Linked DNA regions of Homo sapiens: region 2 is linked to region 1. A link is a contact called in ENCODE Hi-C data. All regions are on one chromosome and are shown on one strand. Each heading gives the region's core, a stretch centred on a gene start or an enhancer-like site at or near the end of the contact. The rest is flanking DNA. Distances are from core to core; before and after follow the strand shown. Region 1 has its middle 66 kb from the start of LINC01335. Region 2 has its middle 6.2 kb from the start of LINC01331.

Region 1 (7,176 bases), core at 2,788-5,287:
CGATATAATTTGTGCCATTGCAGTTTTAGCCAAAAGCAACTCATAATTAATGTGGAATTTGAGTTCAGTTGCCAGTTCAGTTGCCAAATTTAAGGTGCATATTAATAAACTTGTTTAATGTGTTTAAAAATAAATTAACTTCATGTCCTTCAAAGCTTAAATTCTGTGTCTTATGGATGACCACTGTGTGGGTACATGTGCATAAATCCGTGTTCCAGGAAGCAGCAGACGGAGGAGTGGGCAGAGCTGGAGTGAGCTTGCAGACAGTTGCTATGAGATAAAGTCAGACCACCAAGCAGGAGATGAAGCATGCACGGCCTAGCCGTCCATTGTAATAATTCAGTAATTATTCTAAGTGAAATGGACAGCCATTCTCTGATTTGCATTTTAAAAATTTTGGTTTTTCTTAAAGAAAGGATTGTGGGGGTAGGGGCAAGCATAGAGGTAGAAAGACCATTTAGAAGACAATCAACTTAGTTAAGGCAGAAGGAAGTGGTGACTTGGACTAAGAGGGTGGCAGTGGCAGTGCAGAAGGAAGAAAGTGGTCAAATGTAAGACATATTCTGGAAGTAGCACCAATGAAATTTCTTGATTGTTTGGATGTAGAATTTGAAGAGTGGGAGGAGTCAAGGATGACATACAATTATCTCATTTTAATAACTGAGCAGATAGGGATATTTAAGGAGATGGGGAAGGTAGGGGGAGATCTGGGTATTTGGGGAGAGGCAGATGGGATTAAGCAGTCTGCTTTGGATATCTAAAGTTTAAAATGCCTGAGATATACAAGTGTTAACATCAGGTAGGCAGGTGGCTATATGAGTCCAGGTTCCAGAGGAGAGGTTCAATCCAGAGATATAAATTTTGGAGTCATTGGTATAAGATGGCACCAGAAACCATGGGATTGGATGAGATCACTTAAGGAAATAGATATGGATGGAGAAGATGTTTTCACTGAACCCTGAAGGAGTTCTCTTCTTTAAAAGCTGGACGAAGAAGGGAGATTCAGCAAAGTAGCCCAATAAAGAGTGGCCACTGAGGTAACAGGAAAACAGGGCTGGTGTACTGGAAGCCAAAGAAAACTACAGAAGACATAGGTTAAACATTGCATTACTGTTCATTGGATTTGCAAAGAGGGAGGTCACCTGCGATGTTGACAAGGGAATGCAATTCAGTGAGTGGGATGCAAGGACGTGAAGGGAATATGTGGGGATAGCTCTTAAGTTTCCCATAAAGGGAAGCAGAGTAGTCTAGTGGAAGCCTGACAGAGATGTGGGGTCAAGAAAGGATTTAAACATTAGTGAGATACCAAGCATATTTGTGTTTAGTGGAAAGCGAGATTGATGATATATAAGAGAATAACTGAATGAATGAAATCCCCAAAGAGCTGAGCCAAACTATAAGATCCAGAGCATGAGTGAACTCTGACAGAGCAGAGATAGTGTTTTTTTAAAAAATTCTATTTCAGAGAAACCTGCAAAGATCACTTCTTTATGAATATTTTCCCATATTTTTAATATGTCCTTAGGAAAAAATTGCCCAGGTCAAGGCCATGGACATTTTTTAAGGCTGTTGACATATTTGTAAAGCTACATCCAGAAATGAGATATCAATTAACATAACCTAATTTTATCTTACATCATTTTGAATATCTTAAAATATTTTTTAGTCATAATTTTTCCTTTGTGAATGGTCTGCTATTATGTTTTTAAAATTGGAGCATTGATGATTTTAAAAAATATGTGTGCACAAGTTTTTATATAAAGTGTTTATAATTATTGGTTTTGTCATATTTGTAACATATCTGTTTCTAAGTTTGACTTATTTTACATTTTTTCATGATGTTTTACATTTTATCATAATGTTTTTCTATCATTTTTTTCTTTGTGATTCTTTCTGTTGATTTTATCCTTAGAAAGTAATTTTTTCCCAGGAAACAATTAAAATAATTATTCTGAAAGCCTGAGAATGCTGTGATCTGGATTGCCCTGTACTTCAACACTATAACATATGGCTCAGAAATGGAGCAGTTTACCTAACCGCACTGCATTTCCAGCTCCAGGAAATGAAACATTCCCAGAGAAAATGGATCATATTTCATGTCTGCTAAACAGCAAACAACAAAACTCAAGTAATCTACATCAAAACAATTGGCCATAGAAACCTTCACAAATGAAATTTTTACAACATCAGAAGCTAAGCCAAGTAACAACCAACCCACATGATCAAGCCCAAAATGCCGCATCAAGTTACCAATTTTCTGTGTAAACTTGCTTTTCAGTTGTTTGTCTCATGAAATATTCTTTTGTTTCAACCAGAGAAACTTCTGGTCTCTGATCATTGACTGACTAACTTCCATCCTCTCTCCCTCCCTCTTTTCCTTCCCTTTAATGTGTAGCAAGAAAGTTATAATAGATCTATGGTTATTATAACAGGAAAATTAGATGTCTCTAGTCTCTGCACTGTAATTTATGCAGAAGAATAAAACATGAAGCAGGCACGAACATTCACTTCTCCCCACCATTCGGGGATAAGGCTAATTCAGAGGAAGAATCGTTCCCATTCCCTCGATGCCCAGAGAAACATCAGGTCCCTCAACGTACATAGGTAACAGTAAAAGCCACTTTATGAAGAATTTCTTCTAAGGTCTTTTTCACCTGTTATTTCCTTTCCTCTCTCTTATGTCTTTGATGTTTCCTCCTCTTTTCTATCTGGTCTATCCTTAGACCTGGGCAAGATGGTCCTTGTCCTGGACCCATGCTTCAGAGAATCTGCTCCTGTTTTTCTTACCCTTCCCGTGGGTTGAAGAATCCACAGGCCAAGGAATTGTGACTATCTAGAGTCTGCTCCCCTGCAAGACCATGCTCCAAGAAACTGGGACCCTAGAATTCTGTATCCAAAAGGCATGATCCTATTTCCAGAGCCCACATGGATATCTTCCCCTATACCAGCCTCTGGTGCTAAGGTACTCCTCCTAGGTCTGAGGGGTCACCAAGAGAAGCTGTTTGCAAGAGGTGTGGATGGAGCTTGAATGTATGGGCTCGTGTATTTATGCATTTCAATGAAGCCCTTCATGGTATGGGGACAGAGCCAGAGTGGAAAGAGAATGAGAGCAGGTCGTGGGCCAGAGACTGAGCTAGGTGACCACCCTCCTTGCATTATTGCATTCTGTAACTCTCAGGAGTCCAGGAATTCTAAATTGACCAAGCCTGCTCTTCCAGTTTGCTATGAAGATATATTTGTCAAGATAAGAAAATATTACATAATTTACTTAATAGTCTGTTCACTTGATGTTCACTGATTTATACATTTTAAATGTTTAGATACGTGGTACATGGGTCTCCATTTATCATTTTGCCCCTGGTTCTGCAAATATTGGAGTGGGTCTGCCCATGCCCACTCCTTCATCCATTCTCTCTTTTCTGCTTCCCTTCCCTTTATATATCCAGTCTTCTTTTCTCCTCTGAGCCGTGGACTAGTGGGGATGTTTTGAGGTCTGGTTCTGACCTTCAGGACTGGTGCTGCTTCTCTCTCTCTCCCCTGCCCATCCTGGATCATCTCCCCACCTTGCTAGTTGGAGAATCCTGTATGTAATGATGGCTATTTATGGAGGACAAACAGAAACCTCCATATGGGAATGACAAAATTAATTAATAAGTGAGCAAATGAAGACAGATGCTGAACACCACTCAGGTAGGCTCAAGTGTGTTCCTGTCATGTATTTGCTCTGTCCAACACATCACCTGCCTCAATGAGCTTTTGCTTTCTTAGATCATGGTGGTGGGGGCTGGGGGTAGGTGGGAAATGGGGACAGGCATATCTGTTTAGCCACACCTGGGTTTTCTTAAGAACCCTGCAATGATTTTCTTCATTCCCACTGCCAGAGTTCCTTAGGCCAGTGGTTCTCAAACTTTAGCCTGCATCTGAATCGCCTGGAGGGCTTTTAAAACCACTTCCTGGGCTCAACCCTCAGAGTTTCTGAATCAGTAGGTAGGAATGGGGTGGAGCCCAAGCATTTGCATTTCTAACCATTTCCCAGGTAATGCTGCTGCTACTGGTCCACAGCACACTGAGAACCACTGCTGCAAGTCACCAGGATTTGTTGGATGTTCCTTGTTTGAATCTCTGTTGCTAATGTAAAATCACTTTCAACTTGTGGCCCGTGAGCAGATGCTGGCAGAGCTCAAAACATTTCCCAGTGGCAGAAAAATGACCTGGGACTCGAGCTTCCAGTCCCATGTACCCACTGCTCCCATCGACAGACAGGCTGCTTAGTTAGCAATGGCAGGAGAGTTCTCCCACAGAGGCAACTTGAGCCTTGACTTGGCAGACTATGAAACAGCCTTGGCCATACCCTTCCCTGCAAGTTCCTCTTTAATTGCAAAAGTCTGGGTGGCCTTCACACACGTTGTTTGTATAGCAAGGGAAAAGAGATAAGTTCAGTAACCTTGGAAGACCAATCTTTTTTTTTTCCCAGCCTCCTGAGAAGCAATGCCCAGAGGAACAAACACTGTGTGTGGGAAACCAGAGAGGGGCTCTGGAAGGTGGCCTGGAACGGCCAAAGAGGGGTGGCTTTTCTAAAGAATAAATGTCTCATGATGTGCCTCAAACCATGTCCTGCTGTGTGAGAGTTCATTAGCTGGGATTCCATAAGTGACAACAGTCTAAATCTCCTTAGCTAGACTCAGGCCATGATTCTTCCAACCAGGCTATAATCACACAGAAGATAATCTTGGCTCTAACTGCTGGGTTATATTAGCCAGTCCAAGAAATGGCTCTTAAATTGAACCTCTTGGGGATTTGCATCTGATAAAGACAAGGAATTCTCTTCTTTGTCAACAACTAACCACATGGGCTTCAGGGCATTGACTCAAGCAATGTAAGCTCAGCCACCAAACGGGTGCCCAGGATCTAGTCTTTACTTGCTTACTTTCTCTTGTGCAAATCCATAGGCCAATTGTTGGTTTCATTTTCCAACCTCACTTTTTCCAAATGACTTTGATTGTCTGTTGCTCTGAGTCTACCTTGGATCTGTCATGCTGTGGGAGCCTCCCCTGAAATGAGACAGTTTCAGTTTCATAATAACAATAATAGTCATAATAGGTGCTACTTGTTGACATGAATTCTACATCAGGACTTTTGCCAAGCATTCTTCATACATGATCTAATAAAATCTTCACAATAATCCTAGGAAATGAGGTTATCTTCAATCTATAGGTGAGGGAACCAAGGCTCAGGAATTAAAAAAGTATTCCAAAATCATGCAGCCAACGAGATGCAAAGTCTTGATGCATACTCAAGCTTGTGCCAAAGCCTATGCTGTCATATTCTGTACCTGATGTTTATTAATTTAAGTCGATCAATATATCTACACATGCATAAAATAAAATTTCAGAGGTAGGTTCCAACCTCCTAAATTATTTAGAAACAGGAAACTCACTTAACCAAGTACTCCATTTCCCAGGCAAGTCAGTTAACTGAATTGTTATAGTATAGTCAATACTCAATCAATACTCAATTACTTGCATTATAGAAGGTAGCATTAGTGGAAATGGAAAAAAATGAATAATCAATATAGCTGTGTTTTTGATGAGATTTTGCTGTCTAGTGCATGGCAACTTGGTACAAAGAATGTGGCAGCCTCCCTGAGGTTGTAGTAGCTGGGGACAAATGCCATCTTTTTTAAGGAGTATCTATGTTTCTCATATTTCTTCTGCCTGTCCCCCAAGAGATACCAGGTTGCATGACTTCTTCACATCTCAAAGCACAGCCCATGCTCTTAACCTCATCTCATTGGGTTTGCATCGAGATGTATGTGCACAGGCAGATGAATATGTGAGTGATGAGAAGAGCATCTGCAATGATTCCTTCTGACTACAGCCAAGAAGGGTATAGAAATTACCAGGTGGAGTTAGACCCCTGTTCACATAGGAGAGTGTTGTGAGAGGCAAGCTGCCTTCTGCCATATTCAGAAGGTCAGACAGTCTTTAGAATATCATAACTCATGACAGACCTTCATTTTTTGCCATTTTCTGAAAACTTCCCAAATATTTTAGCCCGTAATAGCTTTTGGGGGTAATCATTCCATGAGTTTGCCTCTATCTATTCTTTGTTAAAAGTCACTTTGGATAGTCTTTCAGCCTTACTGAGATTCCTTGGAAGATACACGTTATCATAAAAAATTAACCTTGGCTTTAGAGTCAGAATATCTAGATTTGAAACTCAGCTCTGCCACTTATTAGCTAAAAAGGAATTTCAGCCAAGATAGTAGGCTGAGCTTCCATGGACACCCCCCCCACCCCAGTTTTAATGCATAAATATGCTTTTAAAAATTAAAAAAATTAAAATACCTAGTTGAATTCAAAAACAAGAAAGGGAAGCTTCAAGGAGCAGAGATAAAGAGGGAACTGTAGTGGTTAGGGGAAGTGGGGGCCACATGGCCTGTGGTGACAGAGAGTGCGTTGCTTAAAGGAAAAGGTTTTATAGCCAATGTGGGAGTGGAAGTCATCTGGCCTCATGCATCAGAGGAAGCCAGAACTGGGTTCTCAGGACAAAGCTGAGAATCAAAAAGGTTCTCATGAATGGGGCGAAGAAAATTTCCATCCCATCCATAGAGTGGCATAGACTTGGCTCCCTGCCCTAGACCATGTTGAAACAGAGTTGATTGAGAGTCAGTCAGACCCCAGTTCTGTGGCACAGGATGGGGCCAAGGGGCTTGAATTCTTGTTTCACGTGCAGTATGGAAAACTTGTAGTGCAGGAATGGAGAGACCAACCTAAAAGCCTGTCCTGGACTGGTGAGCCCTGTAGATTCCAGGCTGAGGCAACTATGTGGACACTTCCAAATAATCTCCTAATTAGTTCACTGACCAATGGAAGAGCGTCCCCTCACAGTCTTGCACACATAACCTCAAAAGGCACAGGAGCTTTAGGGGAAGGCTGCAAGGACTATAGAGATGCATGGCATCTGCTTGTTTTCATTTTCAGCTCACTCTCCCTTTTCCCCCTCTGCACACCCTAATCCCCAGGAAAACTGCCACAGCCAGTCAGTCATCACCTTTTTTTCCTGATAGTAATGCTCTTCTTAATTTCTTTCCTAGATGTGTTGCACTGATATTTAGATATTCAACCCTGGATCCCCATAGTAGATATGGCCACAGAGATATATTGTGGGATGAGG
Region 2 (7,176 bases), core at 2,071-4,570, 300 kb before region 1:
ACAATATTGGCCAGACTGGTCTCAAACTCCTGACCTCAGGTGATCCACCCTCCTCAGCCTCCCAAAGCGTTGGGATTACAGGCATGAGCCACCATGCCTGGCCAGTAGCAGGTTTTAGATTTAAGTTAGGTGTGACAGGGAGACGTTTGAGGGTTTTAAGCCAAAGAATGATATGTTTAAACTTACTTTAAAAATATCAGTCTGTCTGCTGTGTGGGCAAACAGTGGTAGATCAACCAAGTGGAGATAGAGAGCCTAGTGAGGAGGCTATTGCAACGGTCTGAGTGAGTGATGGTGGTGAGTGCAGAGAGAGAGAGAAGGGTGCAAATTGGGGTATGTTTGGAAGACAAAGATGGTGGTCCTGGTTGACTGATTGATGTAGTTGTGGGGATGTCTTGGTCTTGGCTTGGGAAGTTGGGTGGTAAGTGTTGCTGTTTACTGAGGTCAAAGTGGCAGAAGCCTGACAGGGGCACAGGTTAAAGTGTTTTTTGATGGCCTCATAGTGACTTCATAGAGGGGGTGAGATAAACTGAGCCTTGAAGAAGGATTAGGAGAACAGTGAAAGGGATGGGTCAAGATCCTGGGAAAACCAGGGTCTGTTTTGGACATGTTAAAGTTCAAGGTGTCTACTAGGCCTCAAAGTGGGGATAGTGTCTGAAATATATATATATACACTTTTTTTTTTTTTTTTGAGAAGGAATCTCGCTCGGTCGCCCAGGCTGGAGTGCAGTGGCACGATCTCGGCTCACTGCAAGCTCTGCCTCCTGGGTTCACTCCATTCTCCTGCCTCAGCCTGCTGAGTAGCTGGGACTACAGGTGCCTGCCACCACGCCCAGCTAATTTTTTGTATTTTTAGTAGAGATAGGGTTTCACCGTGTTAGCTAGGATGGTTTCAATCTTCTGACCTTGTGTTCTGCCCGCCTCGGCCTCCCATAGTGCTGGCATTACAGGCATGAGCCACCGTGCCCGGCTTGGCGTCTGAAATATTTTTATTCACCTTTTTTATGTGCACATTTCTTGCTTTGCAACCTAGAGAGCAAGCAACTCAGGGTTAGGGATCGTGTCCAATATGTTTTGCATCTCTCACAGTGCTAGGGAAAAGCCCTATGTACAGCAGGCCTTCATTAGATTGGAATGAATGGATATATTTGATCAGCGGGAAAACTAAGGACTAAAGATGACTGAAGATGTCAAAACTAAGCCTTTTCTAATTAGCTCCAATAATTTTTTTGAAGTCAGACTTCATTGACTCTAGCAGTTTTTCAGCCCATGTTGCGAGACTTAGTATTGGGGAAGAGAGAATCCTAAAGAGCTTTGGAGTCCAAAATTCACTGCAGAGGGACTTCTGTTACAATTTTGACCCTCTACAAAACCTCAGACTACCAAACAATGGCCTTTTCTGTTCATAATTGTGCTAGGTCTATGCTTTCTGACTTGTCTTCTTGCCTGCGATAGCACCCCAGGTTCTGTTCCCTGTGGGGCTCCTCTAACACCCCTCCCCTCACTGATCTCCAGTCTCCATTGCCTGAGGAACTCTCTTTCTTTATCAAAAGCATGTCATCAGGAACCTATTTAACACCCTGCTGTGGGTTAGGGAGCTAGATATGCTCCTGGCCTCAAGATTTCTGACAACACTTTAGAATCTTTCTGCAGAAATTGTCATGGCTCACTCATTTCCATCACCATCTTCAGAGGGTTGGGGAGGTGACAGTGAGGACATCGTTCAGGCTCTGCAGCATGTGCCTGGATATGGGTGTTAACCTAAAGCAATGCACATCTCCCGGGCTGTCTGTGTTTCAGTGAAGTGGCTGAGAGAAAATGCTTGGGAGTCAGACAGCGCGGGCTCTGAGTCCTGACTAGTACTTTCTAGCTATATTTCTAAACCTCGGTTTCCTCATTTGGATCATAGGCTTTTAAAGATCTACTTTGCAATGAACAAACAGTTATCAATGAACAAATGTATGTAGGGTCACAGTGGCTGACACAGTCAGCATTCAATAAATGGTAACTTCTGCTATTATTATTATTATTATTATTATTATTTGAGACAGAGTCTTGCTCTGTCACCCACACTGGAGCACAGTTGTGCGATCTCAGCTCACTGCAACCTTCACCTTCCGAGTAGCTGGGACTACAGGCATGTGCCATCACACCCAGGTAATTTTTTGTATTTTTAGTAGAGACAGGGTTTCACCATGTTGGCCAGGCTGGTCTTGAACTCTTGGCCTCAAGTGATCCACCTGCCTCGGCCTCCCAAAGTGCTGGGATTACAGGCATGAGCCACCACACCCGGCCTCCTGCTATTAATAAAATTGGACATACCACGTAGAACACCAACAAGGGACTGAAAACAGACACAGATACAGCAAGAAAGTGCTGATAAAATCTTTTAGATATGAGAGAGGACAAAACAGAAAAAGGAAGAGTTTTTGCAAATGTAGGTGGTGAATGCACACGTGGAAACCTGAAGGCTATGTTATCAGCCTGATTCAATTCATGGGGACCTGATAAGGGAAAGGTAATATTTCCTGGAACTCACTCCATCAAGAACACAAAGATTTTATGACTTCTCTTCTTTCAGACACGCACAAAGCCAACAACACAATAGATTTTCTTTCCCAAATCCCTTCTTTAGAAAGCTTTGCGGCTAAGGACAGTATCTCTATGTAAAAATCCACTCCAGGGGGTCACTGACTGCCTCTGGGGTCAGGAAATGGCTCTCTGAAGAGCTTGCTGGGCTTTGTGGTTGGATGCCAGGGCTGAGGATTGCATTAAGTTCTTCGAATAAGCCTGTAGTTTGGCAAAAAGGCTTTCCTCCTGGGCAGCTGAATAATTTTTAGATGATCTAGCTGGCACATCGTGGAAACACGCTAATGAGTCAGGAGTGATCTGACTCCTCCCCTCACCCCACACCCCCGTTGCTCAAGGGTAGAGAATTTCCAGGGAAGCCAGTGAAAGATTTATGAGACTAATCCCGGAAATATTTCTTCCCCATCTATTCTTCTCAGCAGGGGTGCCAGCAGCCCTGGGTCTGGAGTGTGAGGGGTAGAGAGGGCAAATTAGAAGGGGACAAAAACGCTGACTTCTGCCTTCAAGTGCTAGAGAAATCGGCGACTATAGAAACCACCTAATTAGGGTTCCACTGTCAATAAAATATTCAGGTCTTTTTTTGGAATGTGCCTGCCTGCAGGCCCCACAGAGCTTCATGGATGAATTTGAGGAGGCTTGGAGCATTGTGGCTTGTGGAGCATGGAGTGGGGGAAAGCTTGTTTCAACTCTGGGCTGGGAGGAGTCTGACAAGTGAGCTCTTCTGACTCACTTTTACAGGGATGAGGGGGAGGAGGCTGCAGGGATTTAGCGGCGTAGGGCAGTGTCTCCCGTCACCCGTGAACTTCCCTCTCCACACCCTGCATGTGCTGCATCTTCTTTGGGTGGGCTGACCTCTCCATGACGTCCTGGTTTGGAGGGCTGTCCTGTCTTTCTTATAACTCCAGGCTCCTTTTATAGAAAAGCGAGGGGATGGGAGTTGGGTCACTGGAGAATATCTATAACAGGGTGCCACTCTTGGGTTAAAGAAAAGCTCCTGTGTGCCTTCAAAATATGATTTTAAAAAATATATAAAAAGGTAAAATAGAGTAAGAAAATTCAATCCTTCTGGCTCAGTTTCAGTCACGCATGGGCAAAGGGAACAGAACTATCAGGCATGATTATTTGCCACGACTTTCCCATTTTTTGTTCAGAAAAATATTTTAGTTGTAAAGGTTGGGAAAACTAGGCTATTTGAGTTTTGCCTCTTATGTCTTCCCCCACCCTGTTTTCTGTAAAGACACTGCTAGAAATGGCCAAAAAGGATGTCAACACTGGAAGAGGCTTCAGGCGCCAGCAGAGCCTGCTGGTGAGTAATGAAGAGAGGCATAAACCACAGGAAAGGCCCTTCTCTTGATTAACACGGATTCCATTCAGCATCACCTTTCCTCCTTGTTTCAGGTAGCCTCAGTCCTAAGATGGAGAGACCTTCTAGTCTCTGAGGAGAATGGTCCTGGGCTAACCTTTGGTTTGGACTTCCCTCAGACCCTCAATGGCTGCTGCCACCTGGGCACAAGGATGGCCTTCCTACCTGGGTCCTCTACCCAAAGCTTTCCAAACACAGATGTACTGTTTAATAGGGAAAAGGGACCTTTTTTTTTTGAGACAGGGTCTTGCTTTGTCACCCAGGCTGAAGTGCCCCAGTACAATCACGACTTACTGCAGCCTCAACCTCCCATCTCAAGCAATCCTCCCATCTCAGCCTCCTGAGTAGCTAGGACCACAGGTGTGCACCACCATGCTTGGCTAATTTTTAAATTTTTTGTGGAGATGAGGTCTCCCTATGTTGCCCAGGCTCGTCTTGAATTCCTGGACTCAAATGATTCTCCCACCGCAGCCTCCCAAAGTGTTACGATTGCAGGCATGAGCCACTTCCCATCTGGGGACTTTTAATAATATAATTTTGTGTAACTACTGACAGTCTTGGTAGCAGAAAGGGCATCCATGCCATTTCCCTTCCAGAAATTTCCAAATGGTCTCTGAAGATCTCAGAAGTAAGACTCTCATTTTTGCTAACAAAAGGAGGTTACCTAGCTAACTCCACCACTGCATTAATGTGTACATTTTGAGTACATCATTTTTTTTGGTACATCTTTTTTGAGTACAACTTAGTACACTAAGTTATAAATGGACTGGACTTGAAAATATTTAAATTTTAACCAAGCATCTAAGAAAACTCCAATTTGACTACAGGCTTCAGGTCCTTACCATATATGTCCCAGATTTCTGGGACAGTCCCAATTCCAAATATTCAGTATTGTGGTCAGACAAGTATTTTGGTTCAGGAAGTATGAAGTCTGCCTCAGGGAAAGAGGTAGGTGGCTGTCATAGCCCTAGTTTGCATTTTATAGTTTGCTTATATGGAGAGCAGATCTTGGGCAGCCTTCCAAAACACCAGCATCTGAATTATCTGTTTAAAATTACGAAAAACACCAAGTCATCCAATGTCAGGACTATTTTCAGTTTCCTGTCACTATATTCAACCTGAGCCCAATAGATTGTGTAATCTATTTAATAAACAATTTCTCCCTACCTGGCTAGCCCCAGAGATGAACAATTGTCACTAATCCAGGAAAGATTCCATTCAACATGTATTCACTCATAGCCCTGGGTTCCGTATGAGGTGAGGTATGTTACAGCAAAATTCTTCTCCTTTCAAAACCAGAAATAATAATAATTAATAAGCTTCTGATAATGGTTCATCCCACATTGTCAATTTATCTTTTGGAAGAAGATCAAAATGAATTAACCATAGAGAAGTGAAGCCAAACGGCACAGTTTCAAGATTTGACTGTGAGAACAAAACTTTTAATTAGGAGTTTTGAATTCTTCTCATGAGATCTGCAGGATTCCAGACCTTATCAACACTTGGGAAAATCCAGTGGATTTTTTTTTTTTTAAATAACCCCATGTTCTTTGCTAACAGGAAACAGAAAAAGACTTTTTTTTTTTTAATTTGGAATTGGTTCTGTTGTAAATTAGGATGACACTACTAAACAGTTTCAGATATAAATTACTTTCAATGATTTTTTTTTCCCTTTCATCCAGAACTGGAGCTTGTATTTCCTGTTGATAAAAGAAAAAAAAAAAAGGCACTGTATTTACCAACCTCCCTGATCCAGCCAATCCCTCTGGCCTCTGTCTTTCAAATGAATGTGGAATTTGCTTGAATCTGAGGAAGTTTAGAAGCGGAGCTCCAGACCACCCACTTTCAGGATCTATAAGATGGTGCTGGAGTTAGGCTGAGCTGAGGCACTAATGCAAGCTCATGGGTTAGACCAGAGGTTCTCTTGACTCCATCAGAAAAAGTAGTTTGCAAATATCTTCTTGCTAGTGTCCTCCAGTGGAGGGGCTGACTCCAGGGCCCCTGGCTGCTGACACAGGTTGAATCAATCTACTTGCATGTGTGGAGGAGCCTCTTTTTATACACAAAATGTATTTAGGTGTCTTCATTTTTTATAAAGTGGGATAAGAATGCCGAACATCCTTCCATCCATTACCTATTATGTCTTTCTACTAGGAAAACTGCCTTGAAGTCAGGGTTGCTTCGCATTTTCTGGTGAAGCACTAGTGCTGATTTTACCAAGTCCTAGAATCATAGAATATTCAGCCTGGATCCTTGTGAGTTCTTTTATTTGACGGGTGTGGCGACCATGGTCTAGAGCGCTATGAGGACTTTCCTAAAGTAATAGTGCTACTACTTATTTATTTGCTAATTTATTCATGCAACAATTTTTTCACATCTGCTATCTTCTGTCCTTAAAGAGCTTACAGTGTGTTCTGGAAGATTGCCGATAAGAAAATAAACATTACAGCCAGGCACTGTGGCTCATGCCTGTAATCCCAGTACTTTGGAAGGCCAAGGTGGGAGGATTACCTGAGGTCAGGACTTCAAGACCAGCCTGGCCAACACGGTGAAACCCTGTCTCTGCTAAAAATATAAAAATTAGCTGGGCGTTGTGGCGGGCACCTGTAATTCCAGCTACTCAGCTACTCAGGAGAATCGCTTGAACCTGGGAGGCAGAGGTTGCAGTGAGCCGAGACCGTGGCATTGCACTCCAACCTGGGCAATAGAGCAAGACTCTATCTCAAAAAAAAAAAAAAAAAAGAAAAAAAAGAAAGAAACATTACAAATGGTGATATATTTCATGAATGAAACAGATAGGCTGCTCTTGTAGAGAAAGAACAGGTGAGTGGTGGGAAGGGCCTCTTGGGTAGGGTTGCCAGGTTACGTCTTTGGGAGATGCGGTTTTAGGCAGTGGGAAGAGGAAATTGGGGGTGTGCTGAGAGTACGTTGCTGATAGAAGGAGGCAGGGGAGTTATGGTAAAGAAATGAAGACAACCTCAGGCCTTGATTCTCTGGCAGAAATCCTTTTCAGATTTCAAATGAATATCACTAGATCTTGAATGACCAGTAAGGTTTATTATTAGATATCATTCTAAACTGCTCTTTTTTTCTTTCATCTATCACAGTGGAAATAATATAAAGGCTACACCAAGTGAGGTTTTAGATAAAAAACTTATTCCATTACATTCTGATATAGAGAAGAGATGACGTTTACACCACCAGGCTTGCTGGGTTCTAATAGAG

The links. A loop is a pair of places that touch in the nucleus more often than their neighbours do. Pooled maps may share reads with other maps.
Region 2: a loop to region 1 is called in a map of PC-9, with 4 times the contacts of the local background. The contact joins two enhancer-like sites. A Hi-C loop is called at or near these places in 2 of 168 maps with a recorded cell type or tissue (PC-3 and PC-9) and 2 of 50 pooled maps.

Annotation. Positions count from the first base shown.
Region 1 is chr5:74,238,737-74,245,912 of GRCh38, reverse strand. No RefSeq gene overlaps it. Among named protein-coding and RNA genes, the nearest start is that of LINC01335, 66 kb to the left of the region's middle. RefSeq lists an enhancer at 4,066-4,115 and a silencer at 6,362-6,562. Within about 2 kb of position 4,037, at least 5 of the 41 ENCODE cell types and tissues checked have a DNase peak (open chromatin) inside an H3K27ac peak, as active enhancers do; they include PC-3 and PC-9, where a contact is called at or near this core.
Region 2 is chr5:74,539,400-74,546,575 of GRCh38, reverse strand. No RefSeq gene overlaps it. Among named protein-coding and RNA genes, the nearest start is that of LINC01331, 6.2 kb to the right of the region's middle. RefSeq lists an enhancer at 3,329-3,890. Within about 2 kb of position 3,320, at least 13 of the 41 ENCODE cell types and tissues checked have a DNase peak (open chromatin) inside an H3K27ac peak, as active enhancers do; they include PC-3 and PC-9, where a contact is called at or near this core.